Regions from separate parts of the Homo sapiens genome. Here region 2 is linked to region 1. Evidence: chromatin contacts called from ENCODE Hi-C or POLR2A ChIA-PET data. All regions are on one chromosome and are shown on one strand. The core of a region is the stretch at or near the end of the contact, and the rest is flanking DNA. Distances in the headings are between cores, read along the strand shown.

Region 1 (3,684 bases), core at 427-2,926:
GTGTCTACCATTGCCTGCTAAGTGACCTTGGGCTAGTTACTTAAACTTCTTAATCCCGTTGTGATCATCAGTATAGCGGGGATTATAGTAGGCTCTGATTTTTTTTTTTTAGTCAAATGAGGATTTAATATATGTAGCAGTAGCAATGTATTTTGAAAGTCAACAGGACTGTACACATATAAGGTTTTTGATTTGGGTTTTAAGTGGACATAACCAGCAGAATTGTCAGGCTCTCTTGAGAAGACAACACAGGAGAGTCAGAATTCCCATGATTGTTCATTGTTTTGGTTCACTGACTGTTAGGCTACAAAAACATAGATTGAACCACATTCTCTTAAGTAATGGTATTTCCCAGGAAGCTGTCTAGGGCTCTATAGTGTACTGTGGTCACCAGTTCAAAAGATGATTCGTTTCATATTTATGTCCCCTGGGACCTTAAGTTTCTTACAGAAGATTTCCATAGTCTAATAGTCTAGGCTTGGTGGCATCACCAATTCCTTGCTCATTTTCACATCTTTATATGTATCAGGAGCTACTTAGTACAAGTGGGTCGGAACTTCTCACGTTTCCACTAGTAAAGCTTTCGTTAATAAACCAGAAAGTACACAAATACCAGGCCATTGGGAGCTAATTATGCACTTGAATACTTGGAGGTCAGCAAGGTATAGAGGCAGAAAGAGGGAGTTCCAAGTCTGAAGCTCTTTAACAGTTGCTTAGTACAAGCCTCAGTGGAATAATCTGTAAAATGAGGATACAGTGGTTCATGTTAAAGAACTTTGTCAAAGGCAGTACCTTCCAGATGCTTTGTGTTGTTACCATGAGCTCAGGACTAAGCACATGGTTGCCGCTTGTTAGCTCACAGTAGAGATAAGCTTCATTCAACTGAAATAGTTGGATAAATTGAGAAAGTAAGTGACTCAATGCCAAAATAAGTGGTACAGACAATGAGTGCTTACGAAATTTGGAAAAAGGGACGTTGTTGACTAGAAATGAAAGAGCTGCGAGTTCATATAATTTAGGGCTGTTCTAAGAGTAAGGAAACAAATTCTAAGAACAATATTCCCCCAGCCTCCTTACAGAGGAAGAGATGGGGGATTCAAAAGTAGAGCTCAAATAGCTGTACTTCTGTGTCCAGCTGCGTGTACTTGTTAGGTCCATTTGCATTGAATCTCAAACTTGAGCATGCATCAGAATCACCCAGTGGGCTTGCATCCCCCCACCCCCACCCACACCCCAAGTTCTTGTGTCTAGGGTGGGCCAATAATTTGCATTTCTGACAAGTGACAGGTGATGTTGTTGATGCTGCTAGTCTAGGAACCACACTTCGAGACTTTGAGACCCACTGCCATAGCCAGAGTCTCACTTCCCTTTTTTTTTTTTTTTTTTTTGGTTTTGTTTTCTATTTTGATACAGAGAGCCCAAGAGGATGAGCTGGTTAAAATAAGAAAGTATTACGAGACATCCAAAGAAGAAGAACTGAAGCTGCTGGATAAACCTGAGCAGTAAGGATACTTAACATTTTTCTGTTAGGCCAAAAGGAGAACTGCAATTTCTGTCTTCTTGTCTCCCAGCTCAGAATAACCAAATCTAAATGTGCAGCCAGCTAAATCACAACACCGTCATTCCTGTGACCTGTTGCATGCAGCAGGATGACCCTGCTGCCGGGAAAAGCAGCGCTGAGATTTGTGCTGTTGGATACAGTGTGTCTCACCCCCCTCCCCCACCCCAAGAGACTCCCCTTTCTTTTTCTAGCAACTTGTTAATTCCTCCTAGACTAAACAATTTGACCAAAAGGGTAACTGAGGAAGGAAGAAGGCATTGTTCTGTTTAAGGTTCTCTTGATGAAGTTAAAAAGATGATATCAGAGTCACAGAATTCAAGTTTATTTTCCTAAAGGTCATATCCAGTAAGTGCAGCCTGAATGTGCTAGCTTTTCCCCAAACTTCTCCACCTGCTCTGCCCAAATGTGGCTTTTTCTCACCCTCACTCTGTACATGCTTGTTTTTCTCTCCAGTCACTATCTATGGCTGCTTGCTCTGTTGTTTGTGATGCCGTTCCATAGGCTTTGAAGACCCAGAACTCCGGGGTGTAACTGAGTGACTCTTGGGGTCTCGAAGCCATAGATAAGCTCCCGGGGCTCTGCAGCCCCACGACCCTGCCCAGCTTTCCAGGGCTTAGGACTCTGTGAGACTGTAAAATGGGTTCAGAGGACCTGTGTCCTCTGACACAGGTTCAGAGGGCCTCTTTTGCCTGTTGCTACCTTGAATTTTTTTTGTCCAGTTCAGGCCAACCCTCTCAATCTAGAGATGAGGCAAGTGTAGAAAATGAAGCAGAAATGGAGCTATCAGATCAGGGTTACCAGTCAGCCCTAGAAACTTCCAAGGTTCTCCGGCTTGCACTGGAGTTCCATGCCTTGTCCCTTGGGTCCTCTAGAAACGGGTCCCCAACCCCTGGGCCACAGACTGGTACCAGCCCATGGCCTGTTAGGAACCAGGCCACACAGCAGGAGGTGAGTGAGAGACAAGCCGGCATTACCACCTGAGCTCCGCCTCCTGTCAGATCAGCAGCAGCATCAGATTCTCATAGGAGCACAAACCCTATTGTGAACTGCGCATGTGAGCGATCCAGGTTGCACGCTCCTTATGAGAATCTAATGATTATCTGTCACTGTCTCCCATCACCCCCAGATGGGACCATCTAGTTGCAGGAAGCTAGAGGGACCATCAGGGCTCCCACTAATCCTAGATTATGGTGAGTTGTATAATTATATCATTGTATGTTACAATGTAATAATAATGGAAATAAAGTGCACAATAAATGTAATGTGCTTGAATCATCTTGAAACCATCCCACCTCCAACCCCAACCCCTGGCCTGTGGAAAAATTGTCTTCCTCGAAACCGGTCCCTGTGCTAAAAAGGTTGGGCACAGCTGCTCTAGAATACCTCAGTCCCCATGGATGCCTGGACATTTAGACTCAGGAAAACATCTTAAATGGCTGAGGATGGGAGTTGGGAAGAGAATTCTGGGTTTACTCAGTTGACGACAAACCTACATGATGGTTCTGGGAACCTTGGATGACTTGCTCTCACATGGAGCATGGTCCAGGATCCCCCCTCAAAGTAGGTTTCTAAAGCCTAGGAATATTGTGAATCAAGTCAAGTGAGGTTCCCTTGCTGTCTTGTTCCACTGACTTGAGACACCTTCCTTACCAATCCCTACCCTCAACTGATCCTATAGTTTATTTCCAAGTCATATTTCCTATTATAACAAATGAATCCCTCTTACGGTGCTAATGACTGAAAGTAAAGTGATTAATAATGGGCTGTTTCAACACTGAAAAGGCCATTTGGTTGTATTGGGGCACAGTGGGCATATCAAAGCACTTGGGTAGTGCTGGTTATACCAAGTTACACAGTAATATTCTCCTCTAAGCCTGGAGTTGGCAAACCTTTCCTGTAAAGGACTAGATAGTAAGTCTTTTAGGCTTTGTGGCTTACGGGATGTTACAAATATTCAAGTCAGCCATTGCTGTGCCAAAGCAACCACAGGCAGTATATAAACAAATGGGTATCGCTGTGCCCCAATGACATTTTACTTATGAACACTGAAATTTGAATTTCATGTCATTTTTACATGTCATAAAATGTTGTCCTTCTGTTGACTCTTTTTTCAACAATTTAGA
Region 2 (3,736 bases), core at 859-3,358, 240 kb before region 1:
ATTGGCATGTGAAATACGAAATAAATGTTCTACTAATGAACAATTTGTATTTTAAGGTCAGTTTCTGTATAAAATAAATGAGTATTTTTCTCATTTGTTTTGCTTTTTAAAGGGGAATGTGATTTAAAGGCCAGGACCATGGCCAGAATCTGATGTTTTAAAATCTCAAGCCAGCTCTATGCCTGTGCATTTTTCCCCAGATTAAGATTGAATTATGCTTTGAGGATAACACCTTCCACTGGATTGCTTTTCACTTGTCTCTATTTTTGGATTCAGAGTACAAGATATAAAGCAAGGGTGGCAGTCTGTGGCCTTTGGCTATATGCACAGCCTTCCGAAATAATTCCAAAGATGTGTAGAAATAGCAGAATAACACCATGATTAAAAGTAACAGCCACTGATAAATGTAAAAGAGAAAACTATTTTTAAAATAAATAGATATTAAATTTTAGAGAATAATTCATTGGATATATTTGTTAACTCAACACTCTGCCTCATGTCATTATTGGTTGGGACATGAGAAAAAGACAACCTTTTCGGGTTGTAATTGGATTACAAGTATTATATCAAACTGATAAAGCAGAGTACTGAATATTGAAAGCGTATGTTTTGTTTTATTTCTTTTTTTTTTTTTTTTTGAGACGGAGTCTCGCTCTTGTTTCCCAGGCTAGAGTACAGTGGCGTGATCTTGGCTCACTGCAACCTCCGCCTCCCAGGTTCAAGGAATTCTCCTTCCTCAGCCTCCCAGCTAGCTGGGATTACAGGTGTGCATCTGGCTAGTTTTTGTATTTTTAGTAGGGATGGGATTTCACCACGTTGGCCAGGCTCGTCTTGAACTCCTGACCTCGTGATCTGCCCGCCTCGACCTTCCAAAGTTCTGGGATTACAGGGGTGAGCCACGGCCTGTTTTGTTTTATTTCTTAGGGAATCCTGAGAAAGCACTTTTTGAAAACAGCAGATACCACTGCGGCCCCACCCCCTTCCTCTTGATAGCTGTGAGCAGATAAATGACTGTGGTGCCGATCTCACTGTATTTGCTTTCTGATCACTTACAGGGATAGTGACTTCTGTTAGATAATTTTGAAATTGGAATCAGACCATATCTAATGTATCTTTGTGGCCCCTGGGCTGTGATATTAGGTCATACCATCCCCTTGGAGTTCCTCTGTGTGCCCCGGCAGCTCAGCCTCCTATCATGGCATGTTCTGGAGTTTCTTCCCTCTCATAGAAGGTTCTAGGAATTTTTTTTTCACAGTCATGGATTGTTCCAGTACATTGAAACAAGGCTCAGAGCCTTATAGGAAAGAACTTGAAATCAGGTCAGAATTGGAATTCAGAGATGTATGGGATACAGACGGATTTGAGGGGTCCTGGAACGATGTTGGATAATAGGGAGGAACAACAAACTACTGAAGGAAAAGTACCAAGAGAGAACACTTCTGGGCCAGAATGTCTTGGACAAACATTTCCTCATCCTCCTGGGAGGGCCCCTACACTTGAGGAAGAAGGAGCTTTGGCAAAAAGAAATGAAAGAACTTTATCATCAGAAGCCCAACAGTTTTGCAGTATTGAAGAGCTGTTCAAGAGAGGTAGGGACTTCCTCTCTTGAGGACTGGGTTTCACGCTAAGCAAGTGAGTGAGGACTTCAAACGCTGAGATTCAGATTTTTGTATTAGTAATTCATGGTATAGTCCCAGTTACTCGGGAGGCTGAAGCCCGAGAATCTCTTGATCCCGGGAGAAGTATGTTACAGTGAGCCGAGATTGCACCACTGAACTCCAGCCTGGGTGACAAAGAGAGACTCCATTTCAAAAAAAAAAAAAAAATTCATGGTAATACGGTTTTATTCACAATAAAGTCACAAATCAGTTCATTCAGATTTCACGTATTTTTTCTAAAACGTTCAAGTCTTTAGTTTCAGTTTTGTGTTTAGAGGGAGAACTCAGAAGTGCTCCTGTGACTGAGTAAAGCTGTTGGTTTCCAGGTGAGCCCAGAGGAATTGTGGAGAGTAAATAAGGTGTGCAGCTTGGGCCTCAGCTATGTTCTCCCTAGGATTCAGACTTGTCTGGGCATGTCTGGATAATTTGACAGTCATGCCCGTCCAGAGTCTTCTGCTTGAGGGCTGGGATGATCATCACAGGACAAAGCTCATCTTAAGGAAAGCAAGAATTTGAGCCACATCCGAGGGTAGCGGCTACCACGGGGAGGGACAACACTGAAAATAGCATGACGTATGTTCTCCAGATTTTCTGTTGCGCCAGCCCCATGGATTCATGCCTGGAGATAGGGAGAGAGGACTGCCATAAAAAAAGCAGTGTGAAAATTTAAAGAGTAATGTTACTAAAATTTCTTTAGGACATTGAAAGCAAATTCTGCATAACAGGATGTACAGACTTGGGGAAGCAGTGTCCCTATTGGAGGTGCTATGGAAGCACGGTGTGAAAGGGCATAATGAACTAGATTTTATCCAGTGTGGTTTTATTGATGGTAGAATGAATGAGATTTTGTCTTATCCCAAGGAGAAGCGGGAGAGGTAGGCAGTTGTGCCTTGGGCAACACATCTGGCACCTTTGACTACAGCAGCCCTGGTGCCCATTTTGGAAGCATCAAGAGGCACCTTGTGCAGCCGAAGCAAGAGATGAAAGCAGTGATGAGGAGGAAGGATTACATCCACGAGCACACATGATTTCTAGAATGATTCAGGGGAAATTGGTGTGGGGGAGAGGGAAGCACCAAAATCGGTAGAGTCAGTGAAATACCGATTTTTTAGCTTGTTATTACTCCCCTGATTGCAGTTGCTGGAAGGAATTATGTCAAATTTCATAGCGGTTTTTTGAGAATCAAATGAAATAATATCAATGAAAATAGTTCATAAAGCACTTTTTAAAATTAGCTTTATTATAATTACACATCATTGCTGGTTCATAGGGGCAGAAAGGATTTTAAAATCCCACTCCTTTTGGTATTTTCCAATGATGAAATGATGCTACAAAGAATAGCTCACAATGAGTTGTTTATTCGATGTGGATTTGCTGATTTGTTCTTGATTAAAGCTGCTACATTTGCTGCTTGTTTTTTAAGGCACTTACTTATATAGCATCTTTATCGATATTTTATTGTTTTGTGTAGGTTAATATTGGATTTCTCTTTTTTTTTTTTTTTTTTTCAGACGGAGTCTAGCTCTGTCGCCCAGGCTGGAGTGCAGTGGCGCAATCTCGGCTCACTGCAAGTTCCGCCTCCCGGGTTCATGCCATTCTCCTGCCTCAGCCTCCCGAGTAGCCTGGGACTACAGGCACCTGCCACCACGCCCGGCTAATTTTTTGTATTTTTACTGGAGATGGGGGTTTCACCGTGTTAGCCAGGATGGTCTTGATCTCCTGACCTCATGATCCGCCCACCTCGGCCTCCCAAAGTGCTGGGATTACAGGAGTGAGCCACCATGCCCGGCCTAATATTGGATTTCTACCTAATTTGCATTAATAAAAAAACTTGAGGGCAGAGATCGTATAGGATACCTCTGAGGTACTCCCCACAGTGTCTAGCTTCAAACTGGCTCACTCGGTAGCCTTTGAATTAAATCAGGGTTTTAAAATTTTCTAAATTAAATCAAGTCAGAAAGGAATTGGAATGGTATGTCTGACTACTAATGTCATTTCAGTGTGAAATCTTAAAGGATGAAAGAGCAAAAGAAAAGAAAAACAAAGGTCCCCTTTCTTCCTCCCAATCATTTCTGAAT

Evidence for each region. A loop is a pair of places that touch in the nucleus more often than their neighbours do. ChIA-PET counts read pairs that join two places held with the same protein, here RNA polymerase II (POLR2A). Pooled maps may share reads with other maps.
Region 2: a loop to region 1 is called in a map with no recorded cell type, with 1.8 times the contacts of the local background. The contact joins two enhancer-like sites. A Hi-C loop is called at or near these places in 1 of 37 single-sample maps with no recorded cell type and 1 of 50 pooled maps. POLR2A ChIA-PET finds 5 or more read pairs at or near these places in 1 of 52 experiments (A673).

Annotation. Positions count from the first base shown.
Region 1 is chr15:32,906,308-32,909,991 of GRCh38, reverse strand. FMN1 (formin 1) reads left to right here. Exons shown (of 21, transcript NM_001277313.2): 12 at 1,414-1,502. Among named protein-coding and RNA genes, the nearest start is that of GREM1-AS1, 190 kb to the right of the region's middle. Within about 2 kb of position 1,676, at least 4 of the 41 ENCODE cell types and tissues checked have a DNase peak (open chromatin) inside an H3K27ac peak, as active enhancers do.
Region 2 is chr15:33,144,068-33,147,803 of GRCh38, reverse strand. The region is part of intron 4 of FMN1 (formin 1); the gene reads left to right. Among named protein-coding and RNA genes, the nearest start is that of FMN1, 49 kb to the left of the region's middle. RefSeq lists an enhancer at 1,285-2,484. Within about 2 kb of position 2,108, at least 3 of the 41 ENCODE cell types and tissues checked have a DNase peak (open chromatin) inside an H3K27ac peak, as active enhancers do.